Linked DNA regions of Mus musculus: all the other regions are linked to region 1. A link is a loop called in an ENCODE intact Hi-C map of the cell type or tissue named here. Cell type or tissue: left cerebral cortex. All regions are shown on one strand.

Region 1 (8,000 bases):
ACACACACACTGACACACACATACACACAGACACACACATACACACAGACATACACACACAGAGAGACATGGAAAGGGGAGGAGGGAAGTCTACAAACATAACCTGGACTTCTCTGACACAGATTTAACCCTTATGTGTCAAAACTACATGCTATCCTGGGTACCCACATGGTGCTTTTTCTGTTAAACTTCTAGATCTCTGTCTTAACATTCAGCATGCAATGATAAAACATGGTCTGAGGTACATAGACTGAACCGATTCAATGGAAGGTAAGTGTCTCCCCTCCTATGATTTGCTTCACCTCTCCGCTGCCCTGGGAAGTTCTCTGACCTGAGACTGTTTGGGGGTGAGGGAGGGTGTTCTATCCTCCTGGAAGAGTTGGGTGGCTGTTCAGTCCCCTGCTTTGGACATCCCAGGTCATTTACCTCAAGGAAGTTTTTGAAAAACCAAAGCGGACCCAAGGGATGGGTTATCCAGTCCTGGGAGGGGGGGTGGGGGTGGGGGAGAGGATGCCATAAAGGAACACCCACTGAAGGTCAACAGAGATAGAATTCCCACCCAAATTCTACCAAAGCACCACATTTTTCCACTACCAGGACCCAACTCAGATGTGACAAGTAGCATCAAGCGCCCATCTACCAAGCTGCCCCAGCCTGCCCTCAGCCTGTTTCTCACAACACAAACCAGAAACTCACCATTGGAAGCCCCAGGCCTTAAGCCTTGACCCGAATCTCCACTGCTCCCTCTGCCAAACGCATCTGTGGTGGACCACGACCCTTCTTCCCAGAACACTGCTGAGATCACAAACATAGACGTGCAATTGATAAGAGACACAAGTTCCCTGCACCAAACACCAGGACCCAGACGCGGCTGAGGCTTGGCCAAGCCGCCTGTTGCAGGGACCTCAGCGGGTTTGCAAACTGGCCCAGCATTGACCCGCTTCTCCAAGCTGTGGTGGGAGACCCCGGTCCCGCGCCCACCCGCAGCCGAGCCCCGCCCGCCCGAGCAGAGGGAAGTGAGCAGAATGCCACGCTCATTTACACACAAAATGATTTTGTGTCCCATTGTGCTCGCAGTTGTTCAGCTCTCTGGGGGTGATTAAACTGGCTGAGCTGCGGCAGCTTGAGACGATTTCACTAAATCGCTTCTTCGTGAAGTCGCTTCTTTTGCTAAGCTGTTATCTTAACCATAAAAGGTAAACAGAAGGCGCCTCTCCAGTTCCCTTCAGCTCTTACGCCCAGGGCGCTTGCCCGAGGCAGCAGTGCCAGGGGCCTGCAGGACTGTCCAGGGGTGGAACGGGAGGGACGCAGCGGGCCACCTGGTGCGCGCCAGCGGGGCCGCAAAGCCAGCCGGCCGGTGTGAACTTCGGGGCTACAGGATCCGCTGGGCCGAACCTCCGGCCCCGCGGGCGGGGTGGCCAAGGTACCCGAAGGGCCCAGCGAAGAAGGGGTGGGAGTGCGGTGGGGGGCGGAGACAAAGTTAAATCAAGAGGCAGACACTTCAAGACCACAGATGGGAAGCTCGCCTAATTAAGGACGTAAAAGCGCTTTTGTTCTCAAAGTTTATTGTTGCCGGGATTTAAAAAAAATTAATTGAAACTAATGCTGTTATTCACTCGCGCAGTTAAATTCCTTCATGCACATTTGAGACACGGAGTGAAAACTTGAAGGTTTATCTTTCTACAGTCGGGGGCTTCTCGAGGGAGGGTAGAGAGGTGCTACTGTGACGCGAGAGTGGGAGAATGAGGGTGTTCGCATCCAGATGAGGGGGTGCGTGTGGGCAGTGGAAATCTAGAGACCGCGGTCCGGTCTTGGGGCGGCGCGTTCCCCGCCCCACATCCTTCCTGAGCTTGGAACCACCACCAGTGCGTCTAGCATGAGACTCGTAGGGTGGGCGTCAGAGAACGCACATCTGTCCCGTTAGAGACTTTTTTCTTTTCTATAAATTGGGCGCCAACCCGGTCCTGTGAGCCCCGAAAGCCCAGCTGCATGGAGCCGGTTTCAGACTCAGGAAAGTCATCAGCTCTGCAGGGCACTCGAGCCCATACTGGAACCAGAGTGCGGAGGACCTGGACGCATATTCCGCACAGCAGGATGATCAGAGCCCGGCCGAGTGGGGAGGGTCCACCCGCGGCTAGGACCAGCCCACGTGGGCACCCCCCCGCCCCGTGCGCGCCAGGCCTTTGTGCTGGGCGCCCCCACGCCGCCAGCCCCTGCGCTCAGCAGAGGGACAAAGCAGCCGCCCCCCCGCCCCCAGCCTAGGTCCCGGCCCGGGGCCGAGTGACTTTCTCGGAATTGCAGCCACTTTGGGAACCAGGGGTGTGCGGCACTGAGCGGTGGCCGCCCGTGCTGGGCTTACCTCGGAGCCGGAGCAGTGGATCGGGCACCGGCGCAGCCCCCGCCCCCCGCAGCCGCCGGTGTCGGGCGCCCGGCGCAGCCCCGTCGCCTAGCGCTCGATGCGCGCGGGTCGCTCCGGTCTCGTCCTGGAGTTACTTTCTCTCTCGCCCCCAACCCTCCCCCCACCCACCCCTCCCGCCCCGGCCCCCGCTCCGCGCGGCCCCTCGCGGCGCGCCGCGCCGGGGCCTCCCCTCCCCGCCCTCCCCTCGCCTCCTCCCTCTTCGCCGCGGCCGCCGCCGCCTCCTTTTCGCGCAGCTCTCCGGCTGCCCTCCCGCCGCTCCCACCTCTTCTCCTCCCTCTCTCTCCAGCGGCCTCCCCCGATGGCTGGAGGGGAGAAAATAGCCCCCCAAAACCAGCCGGTAGCCTGTGCGCCTCGCCGCGGCCCAGCCCGGATTGCAAAGGGCAGCGATCCGGTTCCAAATTACCCCGGCGCGGCGAGCGCGAGCGGGCGCGCGCGGGCGACTCCTGGCTCGGGGCTCGGCTGCGCCTCGGGGCAGAGGATTAGAGTCGCAATTAGCTCCGCGCGCCCGCGCCTGCCGCGCTCCGCGACAAAAAAAAAATGCACCGTTCCCCACCGCCACCACTTCCTTCCCACCTCGCGATCCCCACCCGTGGGTCCCGGAGCCCCGTGCCTGGGTGCCAGGGGGCTGGACCAGTACCCTTCCGGGAGCGCTGCGCCCGAGCCCCGCGCCCTCTGCGCCCCAGCCCCCCGCCGTCCGGCCACGCGGCGCCCGGGCCTCCTCCGGGCTCGAGGAGGGGGCGGGGGAGAGGCTGATTTTAATCATTGTCATTTCATCTGATGTAATATTTCCCCGGGCGCTTTCAGCTGGGCATAAATTTTCGACTCCCAAATAAGTAACACAGGGCACGTTTCTCACATTTCTCGACTCCTCGGTTACAAAGAGGAGAGAAGCAGCCGCCGCCGCGGCGCCCCGGGGCTGAGGGCGGGACTTGGTGTGGGGAGGGGAGAGAAACTGGGCTGCCAGGCGGCTTACCTCCCTCTCTCCCTCCCTCTCTCCCCGGGTCTCGGCCCCGGCTGCCCCTCTCCCGGGGAGCAGCGCCGGCCGTGACGTCTGCGGACACGCGGTGGCCACCGCGGGGGAGGGGAGCGCGGGGCACCCGGCCCGTCGCCTGCGGCCACTCGCGCCATTTCCTGGACGAGCGCGGCGCGATGGAGACGGCGGCGGCCAAAGGTCCCTGCGGCGCGGAGGCCTGCACCCAGAATGCCCCTAGCTGCTCCCCCGCTGCCCCTTCCTCCTCCTCCTCCTTCCCTTGCGCCCCGCCCGTCCCTCCTCCTCGACCATTTCTCGGCTCCTAGGAAACGGATCGCGGCCGGTGCGCTTTGCCCAGACTGCGCCCCCGCCTGGTTCCCGGGACTCCCGGGCCAAAGGCAGGCTTTCGGCTAGGAAGGCGGGTGCGCTTCGGCCGGGAGCAGCGGCGCGGGCCCCCCTTTACAGACTCCGGCCGGGCCTGGGCGCCCTCTACTGGCCAAACTCCTGGGGGTGCTCTCGAGGCCAGACGGGAACACTGGAGAAAGATAATGGGGGTGGGGGCTTGGGGAGAGGACCCAGTCTCCCCTTATTCAGGGGACCTCTAGTGCGGAGAGAGCATCCGTCCGCGCGTCTGTAACTTCACGCGGGAATAAGAAACTTTCCTCCTGAGGGAGTTATTTATTTATTTATTTATTATCTCAAACTACTGGAGAAGGGGGAAATTTTCTCATTAAAGTTACATCCCCGCAGTTAGTTCAATTACTTGATATATGCAGAAGATGTTGTAAATTTATAGATTTAAATAGCTTACAAAGATGCCGCAGGCCCCATCAGTTAATTTCCTTAATTTATGGATTTTAAGCTGCTCCTAGAACAGAAAGGGGCCCGCGAAGTAGGTCAGGGATCTGTGCTGTGGGGGCCCATGGTCGCCCACGTTTGCTTCCCAGGCTCTGAAACCACCCTGGACTAGCTCCCAGCTTTGCTTAAACAGTGCTACTCTTCTGGTGAGCATGCAGGTGAGGGAGGTCCTGTTCGGCTGGATGGTCTGCTCAGTTCTTTGCTGGCTTCCCCAGGCTTTGGACAGCTCAAGGTAGTAGAACTTAGAAACAGTAAACCCCCCCAGTGTTGAAAAAGCTGACCCTTAGAATGAGGTGAAAAGCACTTTGCAAGAATGGTGACCTCAGTAGAGCAAGCTGCTATGTGAATGCCCTCAGCTTCAGAGAGAAAACCTTTCCTAGGCTTTGAAACAGGGAGAGCCAGGAGAGTATGCTAGGCTCACTTGAGGAGTGACGCTCTGAAAACTGCTTGTCACCGCCCGACGGGCCTCAGTACCCCCTCTCTTCTTGTCACCTGCATGGCTGTGGGTGAGTCTTTGTTTTGTGTTCAATACGGGTGAATACATACATATAAATTCATACTTAAAAGATTGGAATAAACTCAACTGTTTTAGGAAGCCACATGGCAATGTGATTAGGACTGGTATTCATGATTTAACATTTCTTTTCCCTCTAGATGAAGTTTCTAAGATTCACAAGGCACATGTCAAGGACGGGTGTATAAATGGATTTTTATTTATTCACAACTCCACGACTAATTGCTTCCCCTTGCCTCAAGGCCACGAGATTGGTTTTAATATGACACTTCAAAAGTATTCATAGAACTCCAGAGATAGCAAGTGTCATTGTTTAAGAGACAAATCTCACCGTGATACTGCTGACCCTGAAAAATAGCAGGTTTCACTTTATTTTAAATTCCCACATGTTTCTTTTTTTTTTTTAAGTTCCACTTGATACCAACTATATTAAAAATGCACAATTTAATCAGAACAAGGGCTGACCATTTTGAAGGACCTTTATTTCCTTGATGCTCCCGGTCTTTGTCTCCACCGTCTATCGTCTCTCATCGAATGGCTGAGCTCTGTGTGCGTCACGAAGGGTAAGCTTCGGTCTGAGTTTTGTCTCAGGTGTTTTAAAAGTTCCTGGCTAAGGCTGGAGAGATGGCTCACTAGTTGTGGCCATATGCTCCTCCTGCAGGAATTCAGTTCTCAGCACCCACACAGCAGCTTACAACTGCCTGTAACTCCAGCTCCAGAGGACCCAACATTCTCTTCTGGCCTCCGAGGGCATCTGCACCCCCCCCCCCCGCCCCCATGCATATCCAAGAATAAAATAAAGCTTTTTTTCTTTTTTAAGTTTCTAGCTAAATGTCAACTACCTCTTACACCAAGAGAAATTGGCATAGCCCACAATAGGTGTTTAGTGGTCTGTCGTATCCAATGCAGCAGGGGTACGTTTTTAAATTGAGAATATGTAATCAGGATGGAAACAGGCCGAGACATCTTGTGGACTATATCTTTCATTACTACAGTCCAAGTGACGAAACTGGATGAATCTAGGCAGAATGTGCATCGTTTAGATTTGATTAGTGCTGAAGTTGCCACAGCCTACAAGGGGATCCAGATCTGTGCTCCATTTAGGTTTCTGCTCCAACCAGAGCAGTCCTGTTAGCTGCAGGATGCAAATCTATCTGCTAGTGAAGTGAGGAGGTTGAAGCCTGTAATCATAGCATTCGGAAGGCTGAGGGAGGCGGCTCGTGAGTTCTGGGCCAGACTGAGGCTTGAGAGCCTAACTGGAACAACAGCCCCCCAAACAGGCCCGTAGTTAGAAAGAGGGAATGAATCTTAAATAAGATGAGTTTGCCTACTTCAGCATTCTTAGGAATGCTAGGACTGGACAACAGATGAATAGACTGAGGGTCCTTTCATCCTGGTAGAAGAAGGGATAAGAGCATGGAGGGTAATTGGATAGAGATGGCTCTTCTCCAGCTTGAGACTTCCAGGGGTCGAGGGGAGGGTCAATTTAGACTTGTCTATGTTTGTATCCATCTCAAGACTAAGAGAGGTCACCTCTGTATACTACAAAGGAACCAGACTGGCCCGGAGTGCCCAGATTGAGTGTTCCTAGTACGGAGGAAGCAGAGGCAGAATTCAAGGCTAGCCTGGGCCACAGAGTGCTACCCTATCTCCAACATGCTAGAGGTGGTAAACCATGTTTGTAATCTCAGCGCTTCAGAGGCAGAGGTAGGAGGAGGAGTTCAAAGCCAGCCTCGGCTACATAGTGGATTTAAGACCTGGTCTCAAGCCGGGCAGTGGTGGCACACACCTTTAGTCCCAGAACTTGGGAGACAGAGGCAGACAGATTTCTGAGTTTGAAGCCAGTCTGGTCTACAGAGTGAGTTCCAGGACAGCCAGAGCTACACAGAGAAACCCTGTCTCAGAAAAAAAAAAAAAAAAAAAAAGACCTGGTCTCAGAAAGTAAATACCAAAACAAGAAAGCTTCACGCCTACCTAGACACCCTTAGACAAAGAAAAATTATTCCAATGACCCCTACAGCATTCCCTGTCACACCGTACTGCCCCCAAATGGGGCAATAAGCTTTGAACAACCAGACTTACCTCCTAGGTTGGGGCCCCTTTATTGGGAGTGAAATGAATATTGGGCCAAATTGGGCTCAGTTTAGGGGGAAAGGAGAATGGTTTTGTGCTCAGGGTTGGAGTCTGTAAGAGTTTGTGAGGTGTTGCCCAAAACCCCGACCAGGTAGCAAAATAGAAGCTAAACCTGTGGAGAAAGCTAAAGCCTGGCACACAGATCATGCCTGGGCTACCAGGACTCACGAGGTTGAAGCCAGCCTGGGCTGCGTAATGAGCCCTGTCTTAAGAAATGTTTAAAACTTTAGGGCTGGAGAGATGGCTCAGCAGATAAAAGCACTGGCTGCTCTTGTAGATGGCTGGACAGAGATTGACTCCTAGATTGACTCCTAAGGAAATCAGCACCTTCTAGGGGACTCTTGGATCCACTATCACTCAACACATACAGATGTGTCTTTTTATATGATTTGAGGGGAAAAATGGGAGCGGGGACAAGGTCTTATACATAGCTCTGGCTGGCCTGGAACCCTCTGTGAAGACCAAGCCCAAGCTACAGAAATCAAACTGCCTCTGCCTCCCAAGTACTGAGTTTAAAGGCATGCCCTACCATGCCTAGCCTGATATTTAATTTTAAAGAAGTTCCTCGAGCCCAAGCCGGAGATGGCTTAACCCACCTTTCACCCACACCCTCAGGGGAAAAGGCTCAGAGGTGGGGGTGGTCAGGTAGAATGTGGCTACTTCCAGGTAACCAAACCAGGCCACCAGCCTCAGGCGCTCCACCTGGGTTCTTCTCCAGGCTCATTCCAGTCTAGGGAGCTGCTTCAGTGAAGCCTACAGAACCTCCTAGCAATCCCTCCAGGCATGGGGGGTGGGGCTGCTCCCTCTTAACTGAGGAAAACAGGCTAGTGGATTACTACACAGACTCTGGCTTGGCATTGGTAGGAGACCCAAGGGCCACCAAGGGTCAAGCATGTTTTGTGCAGCAAACTGGGGATGGGGGTGGGGCAGGTGTGCGTGTGTGTGTGTGTGTGTGTGTGTGTGTGTGTGTGTGTGTGTGTGTTGTGAGGCTCGATCTCTGGGATCCTGTCAGCAGACCACAGGCTCAGCACTTGGGTCCTGTTACTAAGTGCCTTTGTGTGGCTACTAGTGACCCATCGGGTCTCATAGGACACAGGGTTCTGTTG
Region 2 (8,000 bases), 400 kb before region 1:
GGGTGGCTGGGGATGAAGGCAGCTCGGTCCCTGAAGCTCATTAGATAGTAGGTCACTCTAGCTGAATGGATATCCTGCAGCTTCAGTGAGACCCTACAAGACAGGGTTTCTCTGTGTAGCCATGGTTGTCCTGGAACTAACTCTACACAAGGGTGACTCCAAACTCAAGAGATTTGCCTACTTGTGCCTCCCAAGTGCTGGGATTAAAGCTGTGCTCCACCATCCCTGGCTTTATACATTTACGTCACTTATTGTGTGTATATGAGTATAAATGGATGGACCCAAACAGAGGTTAGAAGGCTACTATCAGGAGCCGGCTCTTTCCTTCTACCAATGGGCTCCAGGAATTGAGCTGAGGCTGTCAGGCTTAGAGGCCTTTATATAAGATTGTTTGTTTGAACATTTACTGTGTGTGTGCATGTGTGCATTCTGTGTGTGTGTGTGGAGATGGACACGAGTGCAAAGGGCCATGTGAGGAGAATGTGTAGGAGCTGGTTTCCTCCTTCCACCATATGGGTCCCAAGAATTACGCTCAACTTATCAGGCTTGGGGTCAAGCGTCTGTTTAGTCATCTCACAGGGTTTTGTTTGTTCTGTTAGAAGCTCATGTAGTCCAGGTTGGCCTTAAACTTGCTACACAACTGGTCCTCCTGCCCTTAATTCCTGAGTACTGGGATTAACTTTTTTTTCTTTTTTTTTTTTTAAAGATTTATTTATTTATTATATGTAAGTACACTGTAGCTGTCTTCAGACACTCCAGAAGAGGGTGCCAGATCTCATTATGGATGGTTGTGAGCCATCATGTGGTTGCCAGGAATTGAACTCAGGACCTTCAGAAGAGCAGTCAGTGCTCTTAACCGCTGAGCCATCTCTCCAGCCCCAGGATTAACTTTTTAAAACCAACTTTCTTTTTTTTTTTTTTAAGAATCATGAAAAGTTTTTTTTTTAAAGATTTATTTATTATTATATGTAAGTACACTGTAGCTGTCTTCAGACACACCAGAAGAGGGAGTCAGATCTTGTTACGGATGGTTATGAACCACCATGTGGTTGCTGGGATTTGAACTCTGGACCTTCAGAAGAGCAGTCGGGTGCTCTTACCCACTGAGCCATCTCACCAGCCCCCTAAAACCAACTTTCATACAAAATAATTCTTAAGACTTATTATTTATTCTTATTATTTGAGATAAGATCGCATTACATAGTCCTGGCTGACCTCAAACTCACAAGGTCTCTTATCTCTTCTTCTTCTGAGTGCTAAGATTAAAGGCTACACCACTACGCCTGGCTTTATTTTTTTTAATTATGAATGTGTGTGAGTCTGTACAGGTGACTATCAGTGTCTAAGGAGACCAGAAGCATTAGATTCCCTGGAATAGAATTACAGATGGCTATGAACTACTCAGTGTGGGAATTAAACTCAGGTCCTCTACAGTAAGTCTTCTTAATAGTTGAGCCATCTTGCCAGCCAGGGTTCCTTCTTCTTTCTTTTTTTGTTTTATGTGCATTGGTGTTTTGCCTGCACATATGTCTATGTGAGGGTATGGTATCCTGGAGCTAAAGACAGCCATGAGCTGCCTTGTGGGTGCTGGGAATTGAACCTAGGTCCTCTGGAAGAGCAGCTAGTGCTCTTAACCACTGAGCCACCTTTCCACCCCTACAGCCATGTTCCATTAAAAAAAAAAAAAAAAAAAAAAGGTGTGTTCTCTGTGCTACACACTTATGTGGAGTTGGTCCTTGGCCACTCTCACATGGGTACAGGCGATAAAGTAGATCTTCCCCCTCACTCATTAGGTGCTTTACACATTGATCTTGTTTGCTGGCCCATGCTGCGCTATGACATGCCATACACCCCTGCCACTGTGCTTTGCTCACTGTATTTGCTTCTGTAACTCCCCACTCATCATCCAAAAGTCATCCTCCTGCTGTTATGTCATATATTGGCATGTGTGGATAATGTAATAACACATGTATGTGTTGGTCTGGTGAGATGGCTCAGCAGGTAAGAGCACTGACTGCTCTTCCGAAGGTCCTGAGTTCGAATCCCAGCAACCATAAGGTGGCTCATAACCATCTGTAGTGAGATACAACGCCCTCTTCTGGTGTGTCTAAAGACAGCTACAGTACTTACATATAATAATAAAAAATAAAATCTTTGGGCCAGAGAGAGCGGAGGTCCTGAGTTCAATTTCCAACAACCACATGATGGCTCACAGCCATCTGTACAGCACAGAGTGTATGCAATAAAAGCCACCCTTTTCACCAAGATGGTACCGAAAGCGAAGAAGGAAGCTCCTGCCCCTCCCAAAGCCAAAGCCTTGAGAGCTAAGAAGGTGGTGCTAAAAGGCGACCATAGCCACAAAAAAAGATCAGAAAGTCACCCACCTTTCAGCGGACCCAAGACCCTGTGGCTCCAAAGGCAGCCAAAATATCCTCGAAATAGTGCACCCAGAAGAAACAAGCTTGACCACTGTGCTATCATCAAATTCCCACTGACCACCGAGTCAGCCATGAAGAAAATAAAGGACTACAACATGCTTGTGTTCATTGTGGATGTCAAGGCCATCAAGCACCAGATCAAAGAGGCCGTGAAGAAACTCTATGACATTGATGTGGCCAAAGTCCATACCCTGACAAGGCCTGACAGAGAGAAGAAGGCGTATGTTCGCTTAGCTCTTGATTATGATGCTCTAGATGTTGCCAACAAGATTGGGGTCATCTAAACTGAGTCCAGATGGCTAATTCTAAATATACACTTTTTTTCCCACCATAAATAAATAAGTCTTTTAAAAAATATGTGCATGTTTGTGAGAGACAGACACAGGGGGAAGGGTGTCTTGTTTCTGTAACCCATAATGGTGTAAGCTTAAGGATCCTCTGTCAGCCTCCTAAGGGACAGCAAGACAGACATGTACACCCATGGTTGGCTGAATAAACTCTTGATTAGTTTGCTGACAATTATTTTCCTAAAAATGAAGTAACACTCCCACTTCAGCATTCCCAATGAGCACATACTTGTACAGGCCCAACATCTCTAACCCAAAAACAGGAAATGTTCAAAATACAAACTTTCTGATGCTACAGTGACAACACAAGAGAAGAATTCCACAGATGATCTCAAGTGCAAGGTCACAGTGAAAATTCAGAGCACCACAAATACTATGTAATACTATGCAAAACCAGCACTGGCCTAGGGCACAGCAGTCTGAAACACAGGTGATCATGTATTTACACTTCATTCTCACAATACCTCATCATACCCATGGGCAAATACTTTCAAAACAAAACCAAAACGGCTGGAATCGGAAATACTTCTGGTCTCTAGCATTTCATGTCAGACACTTGATCTTGGCTTTCCAAGAGAAAAAACAAAACAAAAGAAAACCTCAAAGCAAAAACCAATTTTTATCATTACAAAAAGCAGACAGCAGAGGGAGCCTTTGCAAGCAGTAACAGATGCCATTTCAGAAGGTACAGTAAATTACAAAGGAAATGAACCACACAGGCAGTGAGTGTTCTGTCAGTTTTGTTCTCAGCCTGCAGGCCTCATGCCTTTCCCACATGCAGACTGTGTTTTCCCAAGTGTGGCCTCTGGCCACCTGCACCAGGATTACCTGAGGTGCTTATTAAGCATGCAGATTGCCAGCATCCCCTGAGTGTCAGAAATCTCCATCTTCAGCTGGCTCTCAGGGGTCTGCTACCTTCAAAGTTTGAGAAACCAGGCTTTAAAGACTTGGAGCTGCCAATCACCTCTGACCCAAGGTAGAAAATAAACTAGCTTTGTAGAAGCTGTTTATGATCACCCAATTCTATATAAGTTATGTCTGTTTTTCTCAAAATGAGAATCCATATAAGGTCAATGTTTTCCAATGAGCTAGGTATGATAACATACATAGGTAATCCCAGTTCAAGAGGTGGAGGCAAAAGAATCAGGAGTTCAAGGTCATGTTTAGATACACAGTGGGCTTTTAGGCCACCCTATGTTTATGTAAGACTCTGTCTCAACAACAATAATAAAAACTTTTGAATGAGAATTAAATTAGGAATTCAAATTGCAGAGTGCTGGCCCAGAATGCCTGGGTTTGGTCCCCAGCATCCTGTAAAACTGAGCTTGGCAATGCATACCTATAATCCCAACACTTAGGAGGTGGAAGCAGGAGGATCAGAAGTTCAAGGCTATCCTTAGCTACAAGGTTGCCCTTCACTACAAAGCAAGTTTAAACAAGCCTGGAATACGTGAGACACCATCTCAAGATAGACAGACAGACAGACACTGAGAGTTATTAGAGGGTTAAAAAGATGACTCAGCCAGTAAAGGCATTTGCCAGCAAATCTAATGACCTGAATCCAGTCCCCAGAATCTACAAAGACAGAGGGAGAGAATGGACTCTTCCTGCAAGGTGTCCACTGCCCTCCACATAAATATATTAAAAAAACAATTCAGCTTCAGCTTCATTTTCTGTATACACTTTTCTCCAAAAACCTTGTGTGGTTGCTTCTCAATCCAAAAGTCTCTTGGCCTGTTTTTCTGTAATATAGCTCAAACCAGTACTTGCCAATATCCCTTACTGCTATCTAAGTGAAACTAATTATTTTAGGGCAAAATGAATCTTTTGATCTTTCCCTTTACTTGCTGTGATCACTGTGAGGTTACACCTTTTCTCATCTCCTTGTGCAGTGTCTTCTTTCCTCATGTATGAGGTCATATCCCTGGCCTGCTTCCTTGTTTATAGGAGCTTTTGTCTTAGAAAACAAACTATGAATAACCCTTTATCTTTTGAAGTGTTACAAATATAACAAAAAACAGTTTTGTTTGTCCCCAGATTTACAATGAGAATGAATATATAATGATATAAGCTCAAGCTTATCAGGGTTGTAACTGAAAAGATAGACTTGAGAGAAAATTCTAGTCTCTCCTCAGCTTTAGAAAAATAAAGGGTGACTCAGTGAGAGCAAAAGACACTAAACCCTGTGGCTTCAGTAAGAAGATAACACTGCTCATTATGGTCTATTACTTATATGCCAGTTGCCTGTGGTCAAAGGAGCTCTTTCTCAGAGGTCTTAGATTCACCATCATAGCCAAGCCAAACAGACTCCAACACCGCCCTGCTACCTGAGAAGTGCACAGGTAGCAAGCACTACTATGTCAGGTTGCAAAGATGTGAAAGATACACAGCCTTCAGAGTTTAGGCTTCTATTAAAAAGAGTCATGTTACCATGTGGATGGGACTTGAACCACAATTCTGGAACCTTCAAGACTGATCTGGGGTGCATAGGCTTCTTTATTTTCAATCTGTGCTGTGTCAACAACCACCTAGAAAAGAAACAAAGACAACCGCAGTTCAGAGAGATTTCAGTATCAAACATTCAAATACATAAGCGTATTAGTCACTCAGTAACCGGCAGAACTGTCTGCAGCACATCTGCACTGCAGTGAGACCAGTGAGACCCCCAGAGATAACAGCAAGCAATGATGCGCAAACACACAGAAACCAAACTCTAATTGTGGGGTCTACTCGATTTTGTAGGCATTTTCTACACTGTAGTTGTTCTAATTACAAATTATTCAAGATAAATGTGGTTGTATATTTCTGTCATCCCAACACCTGTGAGGCCATGGCAGATGGATGAGTTTGCAGTCAGCCTGTGCAATATGTGACCCTGTCTCAAAATGAAGAAATAAATAAGTCTGGAGAGCTGGCTCATATGTTGAGAGTACTTCCTGTTCTTTCAGAGGACTTGAGTCCCAACACACATATCAGGCTGCTTGCTCACTGCCACCTGCAACTCTAGTTCCAGGAGATCCAATGCTCTCATTTGGCCTCCAAAGATAATACACACACACAAAATTTAACTTAAAAATAAAGTCCTAAGATAAAACTTTAAATGGGAAAGGACTGGAAAAAAGAGAAAAAGAAAGTGAAGGATAAGAGAAAGAGAAAGGGAAGAGAGTTGATGCATCTTTTATTTTAGGAGTTTGTTCTTGTTTTGATCTTTTCAAGACAGTGTTTCTCTGTATAGCTATGGCTGTCCTAGACCTTGCTCAATAAACCAGGCTGGCCTCAAATTCGGGGATCCACCTGCCTCTGCCTCTGCCTCTACCTCCTGAATGCTGAGATTAAAGGTATGCACCACTACACAGCTATTTTAGTGTTTTTGTTTTTTTAAACGTTATATACGTGAAAGAAAAAAAAGATGTCAGAAACTGAACCAAGCTGGGCCCAGTGATGCAGACCTGTTTTCTAAGCTCCTTACAAGGGTGAGGCAGAAAGACTACAAATTCAAGGGCTGGGGATATGGCTCACTAGTAGAAAAACACATCTCCATTTTGGAAGGAGTTAAGCTACGCATAGGTACTTTTCATGATTCCAAACACAGCTTCCAGTGTGTTCATTTCCACGGTTATAAATAAACAGGGTTCTTATGGCTGGACCTTTGAGAAACATTTCCTGTCCAAGGAACAGCCTTTGTTGGACCTGACAGGTGTTTCCTCTCTCCTCCTCCTATGGCTATGGTCCTAAACGCCTTTGTCAGCTACAACAAAGGCCCTACCATCAATGGTAGGGAAGTAAAAAGTTCCTGGATTCTGCGTATAATTACACTCCCCCCACCCCTTAGCTTAAACTGATTTCTCAAAACTGCCTTCTCCTGCTGTACTCTGTGTTCTGGAGCACACATTGCCATAGTGCCAGCTTCAGCTGACACAGTCCTGGTCTCCAGGAAACTGGCTCAGTCTCTCTATTATAGGTTAGCAGAGTGACCCTTGTTTCTTGCTTTTCTTTCTATATGAATCTTCAAGGAAATGGAGCCCAGGTCTGTACACTGTCTCTGAAGTAATCTGCATGAAACAGGGACAAAGACAATTTTAATCTGTTTTTTTTTCATGAATAAAGCAGAAATCAGACTACAAAGAGTACCTATAAAAAAGTTTTTTATTTATTTATTTTTTAGACAGGGTCTCACTCTCAAACCATGAATATGAGGCAGAATCTAGTACATACAAGCTACTTGGGTCGACATGGCAGACAATAAAAGCTAACAGTGATCACAGATGCTGAGCTCTGGACCTGGTCTGACTTCACCTGAAGTTTCTTTAGTTTTTATTTTCCTTCCCTTTTCTCTGACAGGTAAAAGATAGATTTTTACCTGAAGCAGATACTGCCACTTTCTTGTACAAAAGGTAATGGGCAGAGAGCTAGGATAGGAAATGATTGGGTTGGGGCCCTAGCTCACCTTTACAGGGGCTGACCTGTAAAGGTGAGAAGAACAAGCCACATTTAGAGAGGTCAGAGAACAGGCAGAGTACAGAGGACTGAGATAGGAGGCCACCAGCCCAGCTCACTTGAGCAACAGGAAACTCCAGTGTTGCTGCAGATCAGTCAGGCCAGTCAAGGCCCACACAGGCAGTACTAATGTGTTTGTTACTCTAAGATGAGGAAAGCGTACAACATCACCATTTTGTAAATAGATTCCCAGCAAATACAGGTTACAAAGGTATTAAAACAAACAAACAACAAAACTTTCAGTTCTGAAGAGAGAGCAGGGTCTTCCTATGTATCTCAGGCTAGCCTCCAACTCTTCCTTTTGCCTCAGTCTGTGCAGTGTTTTGCATTGTGCTCTCATGCTCTCACATATACTCACCAGCCCTGCCTGGCCGAACAGCAGCTGCACAGCAGTCTTACAGGCACCCCGCCACATGGACGGGCACACCTGATTCAGGACTTCAGTCACAGGAAGATCATCCCTAGGTGTGATTCCATTGTAGCAGCCTGCTTCCTTGATGAGCTGTAACATGGTATGCTACAGATTGACAAGAGAGAGGACAGTTCACATCTCAAGACTCTTGACACTGGCAAGGCTACAAAACTTATAGGGGTTATTTATGCAACCACCCTCAAGAGAGGCACTCTGAGAGCACCCAGATCATGCCATTTGGAAAAAAAAAAGTTTTTGGAGGCAGGATCTCACTATGTGTCCTTGGCTGGCCTAGAACTCTCTTTG
Region 3 (8,000 bases), 61 kb before region 1:
GGGGATTGCATAAGAACTGGTCTTACCACCCACGCAGTCAAACCCTGAAGCAGCACGGAGGGGCTCGGGGAAAGTTTGAAGGGCGATAAACACGTGGGCTTGGCACATAGTTTAAGTATTTTTGAAAGAAATACTTCGGAGGCTGGAGAGATGATGCCGGAAGTAGAAGCCATCACTCTCTGGACTCCCAAAGGATCCAGAGATTAGGTTGCAGCCCCCGAGTCAGGGGTCTTACAGCCATCTGTAAGGCCAGCTCCAGAAGATCTGAGATCTGGTGCCCTCTTCTGGCTTCCTCAGGCATGCACATGCACTGGAATACACATACTCAGACACACTCACACGTACCACATGCACACGTGCACACATACACTCACACACGCTAAACACATGCACATGTGCACACATACACTCACACACGCTAAACACATCCACACACATTCACACACACAACCACACTCACACACATTTGCATTCCACCACATACATACTCAAACACATTCGCACATTCTCATACATACTCACACACAAACTCACACATGCACACACTCTTACATATACACATACTCATACATACAAATACACACCGCACATGCACATACTTGCTCACACACACACTCACCCACTTGAAAATAAAAGCCAGTCAATCAATCAGTCATTCAGTGCCCCTGCTGCTGAGCCCTCAGAGGCCGTAGTCCAGAAGAAGCCACCCCATGATTTGGGCAGGCATTTGCTGAAAGCCTCCAGGGGAGCCAGTCTGCTCCCTCACACTAACAGACAACCTACCATGTCAGGAACCACCAACTGCAGTTCACTCTGAGGATCCGGATCGAAGTCTCAGGACCCAGCATCCCCACCCAGAGAAATGGGGAAAGCAAATTACTCCAAGGTTCCTTGTGTTGGGGGGCGAAAGCTAACATCACGTCCCACCCTCTCCCTGTGGCTGACTTGTGTAACTTTTGCAGCCTCAGGGCTGCTGGGAGTTGTGCAGGATAGAGCACCTGAGAGCCCTCAGCTCCGTGCGTGCGTGCGTGCGTGCGTGGGGCCTTCGAAGCCATGGCGATAATGGTAATACACGTCTTCCTGTACCCCCTTTCGGTTTCACGCTCGCTACTTAACCAAGATGAAGACCTTGAACTCCTGACCTCCCAAGTGCTGAGCTTGCAGGCATGTGCCACCATGCCCTGCTCCTCCAGCTCGCTCAAGATCTTAACAGAACAGCAAACTATTGTGTAATACAAATGTGATTCTGACTGTGATTAAACGGAATAATTTCCCTTTTGTTTGATGAGCGAGAAAATTTTCGTCTAATTCAGCGGCTGATTTGTTTGTTTGTTTGTTTGTTTGTTTGTTTGTTTTTCCAACCTGGCAACATTGCCCACCATGGCCTCTCACCCACCATTCTTGTGCCTTGGCCTCTCTGAGCAATGAGGTCACAGGCATGTGCCACCACGCCCAGCTCTCCTCTGGGTTTCCTAAAGCTGAAAATTTACTGTTAATGATTTCAGAAATTCACACATGAAAGGATGAAATTAGAGGAAGGAGCAATGACTGTGACCTGAGAAGGACGGTAAAGAGTCTGCTCCTTCTCTGATGGAGTGGGCAGTGGATTCCCCCATGATTCCTCCCTCCTCTCTCCCCCATGATTCTGCTGGCTGGTGCAGGCTGGACCCTAGCCCTAGCACACAACATGCATCTCACATCTCGACAGCAAGGCCAGGCCCATGGAGAAGCGAGAGAAGCACCTGCTGGGGACAGCATTTAAGGAAGTGTCCTCAAACCAGCAATCAGCTAAACCATCTTTAATGTACCACTTAACAAATATAAACTTACACACCCCAGACCTAAGACGAACAAGAACATCACCAATACTTCATCCTTGGCTCCTAACATTCTCCTGCCTGGCCTTGGTCAGATGCACATCTGGTCCAGCCTAGGAGAAGCAAGGAGGCCCCACAAGCCTGCTTTCCACCAGCATAGCAAGTAACAAAGAAACCCTTCTGCACACCACTGTGTGTGTGTACATGTGTATGCATGCGTATGCATGTGTGTGCACATGTACATGCGTGTTAATTTGCTTTCTGCTGCTGTGGCATACACCATAACCAAAAGTAACTTGAGAAAGAAAGGTTTTATTTCAGCATGTATTTTATAATCCATCACTGAGGGAAGTCAGGGCAAGAACTCAAGGCAGGAACCTGGACCAGGAAGGAACTGAACCAAAGGCCATTGAGAAACACTGCTTACCAACTTGCCTCCCTAACCAGCTCAGCTTAATTTCTTACACCATCCAAGACTACTTACCCAGGGGTGTCACCAACCCAGTGAGCTGGACCCTCCCACGCCAATCATTAATCAAGAGAGTGCTCAGACTTACCTACAGGCAATTTGAAGGAGGTATTTTCTCAGTTGAAGTTACTCTTCCCAAATGTTCTCTTTCATCAAGTTAAAAATCAAACAAACAAACAAACAAACAAAACCAGTGAGGACAGTTGTCTAAGTTAAGGTCTCCATTGCTGTGAAGAGACACCAAGACCAAGGCAACTCTTATAAAGGACGTCATGTAACTGGGGCTGGCTTACAGGTTCAGAGATTCAGTTCGGTATCATCATGGCGGGAAGCATAGCAGCGACCAGGCAGGCATGGAACTGGAGAAGGAGCTGAGAGTTCTACATCTTGTTCCAAAGGCAAACAGAAGCTTGTCTTCCACAGGCAGCCAGGAGGAGAGTCTCTCCAAGCCCCCCGCCCCCCCCCCCCCACACACACACACAATGATGCACTTCTTCCACACCTACTCTAGCAAGGCCACACCTCCTAAGAGTATCACTTCCCATGGGCTAAGCATATTCACCACAATACTGCATGTGTATCTGTGTGCTTTGGTTTTCTTACACTTTGATTGTCAGGTTGGGGTGATGTGAGATTTGAACTTACTTTATATATATATGACGGGGTCTCCTCACTGTTAAACTAAGCGATTGGCCAGGGAGCTCCAGGGTTCTGCCTGTCTCAGCTCCCCATCAACCATATTACAAGCACAAGCTGCGGTGCCCATTGTTTTTTGTATGGAGCTTAAATCCAGGTCCTTAGGTTTGTGTGACAAACGCTTTATTGACTGAGTCGCCTCCTCAGGCCCACCTTCATTTTAAAAAATAATAATAAAGCTGAAAACAGATAGAAAAATGATGTTACCTGTAGCCAGTTGTGAGGTATGCGTAAACACACTCCCGAGAGTCCAAGTTCTACCAGTGAAGATAAGAAGGGGTGGAGGGTGGGACTAATGGAGGAGAGAGAGAGGCTCCCATTTCCAAAAGAAATCACAGCAGAGACTGAAAGTCTTGGGTCAAGTTTTCATACAAAGACTGCTTTCTCAACATGGATTCTGTAATTTATCGTCTTAACAATATTCTTTAAATTATTACTAAAAATGCCACCCAGATGCACAAAATGATAGACATCCTTCCTACCCATGGACTTCATTTGGAAAGCCTCAATTTCCCAGGACCTTGGTTTCTGTTATTTTTGCCCAAAATAGCAACTTTTCTGTTCAACGGTATATTAATGCAGAATAGAAATAAAGATGCTTCAAAAAAAAAATCGTCCAAGCACAAAAGGAGATGGTTTTCAAGAGATAATTTCCCATATTTACATATTTTACCTTAAGCATTTCGTAGTCTCTGCCTGCTGGTGAATGGATCAGATTCTCTTTTTTACACGCCTTCAAAATGAACCAGTTTGGTTTCTAAGCCGTTGCAAGAACGGAAATGAATTCGAACTTTTTTTTTTTTTTCTTTCCACTTCATTCTCGCATCTTCACGTTTCCTTATTTCACATGGTTTAAAATAAAATGCCCCCGGCGATATTTTTCCTTTCTCAAGAGCAAAGTGAACGTGACTTTTCGGAAGGGTCACGGGATGCCCCGGGGGGTTGTGGGTGTTACTGGACCGCTGCCTGCTTTCAGCTTGACTGAAGGGCTTGTCAGGGTTTTCATCTCCCATGGAGCCCCTGGCGCTGGCCGGAAGGGGGAGAAGGCTGCAGAGGGAGTCCCACGCTGCCGCTTTCCCACCGACATCAAATCCTGGGGTTTGAAAATTAATCCCACACAAAGACAGGCATCCATTGTGGAGCCTGTTTGAAATTAGGCAGCGATAATAACCTTTCTAGGATGTCTCAGTGTTGATGTAGCCCCCTGAGGCAACTTGAAGGTTGCCAGAGGAGATGCCCCTCCCCCAGTATGTGACTGAGATACCCCAGTAATTCCAATAAGATGACTTCCTGGCCTGGCTGGGGAATGGTATGGGGCAGTGCCATGTGACCTCCAGCATGGATGGCTGCAGTCCCTCTGATAACAACAGCTCCTGTGCATTCCTGGTTCTGAGCCACAGACCGTTACTGGGTCAGAATGGCTCATCCCCACTCTTGAAGGTTTTTTATTTTATTTTATTTTTTTATTTTAATGGCTCAGGCAGGTCTCAAATCCAGGACAAATAGCTAACTAAGGTGCTGCAGAACCCAGCCCGGGGATTTGGATCTCCTGGGGCTGGAGTTATAGACAGCTGTGAGTAGCCTCTCGTGCGTGGGTGCAGCAAACTGAATGCAGGTTCTCTGCAAGAGCTGTTCTCGCTCTTAACCTCTGAGCCACCTCTCCAGCCCTGTACCCGTCTAGTACTAATAAATCTTGTTGTTGTTTTGACAAACTGGGACCTTTCCCTGAGCTTTCACAAAGAAAACAGTAGCAGCTCCCTTTCTACAGTGGGTGGGAAGCCCCGCGTCTCAGTATGGGAACCAGAAACCAGGAGAGCCAGCTTCTGCAGTCACCCACCCTAGCTCTGTGGCCTACTAGCAACTGCCCGTCCTGGACCATGTCAGGAAGCCAGTGCAGCAAAGTGGACTAGTCCAGGTTCTAGAAGCTGACTCTCCTCTCTCCCACAGAGGCAACCTGGTAGCTTTCCCCACTGGACAGTGGATACCCATCTCCGTCATCTGAAGTTACTAAGGAATACTGCAAGCTTAAGTGATTTGTTTGTATGTGACCTTACTAGACCAGAATAACAATTTAGTTGTTTTTCATAGTTTCTATGCTTTTAAATTAGTAGATACTAACATCGTCTCTGATGACTCCATTTGAAGCCCTGTTACAAAGATTGAGCCTCAGAAACAGAGAGCACAAGTTGGGGTGGGGTGGGGCATTTGTTTGGTGAAGGGAGGGTGTTGCTCACTCCCATAATCCGAGCACTCCAGAGGCAGGAGAATGGAGAAGACAAGCCTCGTGTTCAAGGGCATCCTGGGCTACTTAAGGAGACTCTATTTTGAGAAGGACAAAGAAGCCAGCTATGGTAGTTTACACCTTTGGTCCCAGTGCTGAGGCAGAAGCAGGCAAATCTCTGACTTCTAGGCTAGCCTGGTCTACATAGTGAATTCTATAACAGCTAGGGTTACATAGTGAGACCTTATCTCAAAAAATAAATTAGGAGGAGGAGGTAGAGAAGGGGCGCGGGGGAGGAAAGAAAGGTAGCAAGAGGGAGGGAGACTGAAGCAGCCACGGTATTTTCCTGGTGTTCTTTTTGGGGCTGGATTTTGTGGTGTTTTTTGAGATTCCAAGGATAGAAGGTTTTATTTCATTTGACTTACTTCTTTTAACCCTTGGCAATGGTTTTGAAGCAAGGAGGCCAGAGAAGACAGTTTGAGGATTTTTGTCAACAACCAAAGCTGATTTATCAAAAGGGCGCTTTTTAACAGCCTAATGACCCAGGTCGAACTCCTTTCTCTATTCTGGGTTTTGGAGGATGTGCGAGGTCTGGTCCTCGCATCTGGAAACTTACAATGATACCTCCTTCCCTGTTTTAATGCATTTCACCTCACCGAGGCAGCCGGATCAGAAGCTCGCAAGGAAAACCGATGCCCTTTCCCGCAGCTAAATTAACCAGAATCACGTGGAAAACAATCCAAGCCTTGTAGGAACGGGGAGCCATTAAAATGTGCCCAGAGCAATGGACTGCACCCAATCTCGCAGCCTGGCTCTCTCTCTCTCTCTCAGCAGCAGCCGACAAGAAGCTGCTCCCTGGGATGGAGAGGGAGCCTTGTTGAAGTGCCACAATTAAAATCAGCTCCTCTGCCAAAAAATAAAAGAGAGGAGGGAGAAGGAGAACATCAAAGACAGATTGAAATGTGTAGTTAGTAATAAGAGTGGTCTCCTCTTGAACCACAGCCTGCAGCCATTCACGGCCCCCTTGTTAATGAGAAATGTTGACCTCTGGTTTGTGAGTTAAACTTGTAATCCCAGCTAATGAAGTAAATCACTTCTAAGTTGAGCCTGTTGTTCCTGTGTGCTCTGCACACTGGGTCTGTGAGTGAGCGCCCAGGTCCACATGCAAATGGGGGCTGGGGCTGGGGCTGGGGCTGGGGCTGGGGCTGGGGCTGAGGCTGGGGCTGGGGCTGGGGGAGAGGATTCTGGGACTGCGTGGGGTTTGTGCACACAGTGGACACACCGAAGGCAGTTCTTTCTTCTTCCTCCTCTTTTTCCTGAAGTTTGAGCCCAGGGCCTTACAGACGCCAGGCAAACGTCTACCACTAAGCTGCAATTCCACTTAGCCCTGTTTTGCTTATTTCAAGGCTGGGTCTCCGTATGTAACCTGGGGCTAGCTTTGTACTCCAGAGCCTCCTGTCTCAGCCTCTCAAGAAGTTGGAATTATAGGCATGTGCTTGGACTTGATCCTAGGCACACTGTGGACCTATTGCTTTACAATTACTTTCTTGTAACTCGAATATTGATAAAAAAGGAGAGGCGGGGGAAGGAGGGAGAGACAGTATAGAAGCTGGCATGAATGACCTTCTGCTGGGAAGTAAGCAGGGTGCCCTATATATTACATTTATTTTATTTATTTTTATTTTATTTGCATGATCCCAGATAGCTCAGTTGGAAGAACATGAGACGTGGTGTGTGTGTGTGTGTATCCTATATATGCTGTGTGACACACGGCAGACAGTAAAAGCCTTTGACTCTCCTGTTGTAGAACTCCCTACCTTGAGACCGGATTTCTCACTGAACTTGGAATCAGAGTGGTGTTTGCGTGTATGTGTTTGTTTATGTGTTTGCTTTACGAGCTAGGCTGACCTGCCAGCAAGCCCCAGGAGTCTTTCCTCAGCACTGGGGTTCCGAGCACTTTCTGCCCTGTGGAGCTTTTAGGTGGGGGCTGAGGATCCAAACCTGAGGCCTGTGCTGGCGTAGTGGGTGTTCTTTTTTTCTTTTTCTTTTCTTTTTTTTTTTGGGGGGGGGGGGGTTGAAACAGGGTTTCTCTGTGAAGCCCTGGCTGTCCTGGAACTCACTTTGTAGACCAGGCTGGCCTCGAACTCAGAAATCCTCCTGCCTCTGCTTCCCAAGTGCTGGGATTATAGGAGTGTACCACCACGCCCGTCATAGTGGGTGTTCTTACCTACGGTTATCTCCCCAGCCCTTCTATTTATCTGTAGAAGTGTGCCTTTTCGCCTCCGTGGGAACAATGAAATACCTAATCCAGAGCTTGGGCGTGGTGTTTGGAATCCAAATCAGTATTTGTGGAACAAAAGGTGCTAAGTAGGAAGCTGGAGAGACAGCTCAGCAGTGAGAGTGTTTACTCTACTAGGTGTGGTGATACACAAGCCTTTAGTCCTAGCTCTTGGGAGGTAGAGGCAGGAATATACCTGTGAGTTCGAAGCCACCCTGGTCTACACAGTGAGTTCCCGGACAGCCTGGGCTATGTAGAGACTGGTCCCAACTAACGAACACATATTTACTGCTGTTGCCAGCCCCACTTCAGGTGGCTCACCACTGCTGTAATTCCAGACCCATGACACCCTCTTCTGGTGTCCCATGTGAATCCACACGACACATACAAACACATACAGACATAAATCTAAGAAGAAACGATGTCGCCCCTGAGTGAAGGAAAGATCACTAAGTAGTGTAGGAGTTGCTAGGAAGATGACGCACCTAAAAAAATACCCTGGAGCTGTGGTGCGTCCAA

Evidence for each region. Peaks named below come from ENCODE experiments on the same cell type or tissue, not always from the same donor. Only the 100,000 strongest peaks of a DNase experiment are listed, where the experiment ranks them.
Region 2: a loop joins it to region 1, with 6 times the contacts of the local background. A loop is called at or near these places in 10 of 42 quality-filtered maps.
Region 3: a loop joins it to region 1, with 2.0 times the contacts of the local background. A loop is called at or near these places in 2 of 42 quality-filtered maps.

What each region holds. Positions count from the first base shown.
Region 1 is chr7:34,651,888-34,659,887 of GRCm38, forward strand. It overlaps Kctd15 (potassium channel tetramerisation domain containing 15), which reads right to left and starts at 2,511. Exons shown (of 7, transcript NM_001360820.1): 1 at 2,360-2,511; 2 at 697-795. In left cerebral cortex, CTCF peaks have their summits at 3,874 (motif pointing left) and 4,080; DNase peaks (open chromatin) are centred at 1,208, 1,969, 2,850, 3,324 and 4 more places; H3K4me3 peaks cover 3,234 bases; H3K27ac peaks cover 1,237 bases.
Region 2 is chr7:34,248,772-34,256,771 of GRCm38, forward strand. It overlaps Garre1 (granule associated Rac and RHOG effector 1), which reads right to left. Exons shown (of 14, transcript NM_172741.3): 7 at 7,641-7,799; 8 at 5,216-5,313. Among named protein-coding and RNA genes, the nearest start is that of Gm12758, 18 kb to the left of the region's middle. In left cerebral cortex, CTCF peaks have their summits at 755 (motif pointing right) and 3,434 (motif pointing right); a DNase peak (open chromatin) is centred at 3,483; H3K27ac peaks cover 3,450 bases.
Region 3 is chr7:34,590,665-34,598,664 of GRCm38, forward strand. No RefSeq gene overlaps it. Among named protein-coding and RNA genes, the nearest start is that of Gm35378, 35 kb to the right of the region's middle. In left cerebral cortex, a CTCF peak has its summit at 4,002 (motif pointing right); DNase peaks (open chromatin) are centred at 3,918, 4,753 and 6,038; H3K4me3 peaks cover 739 bases.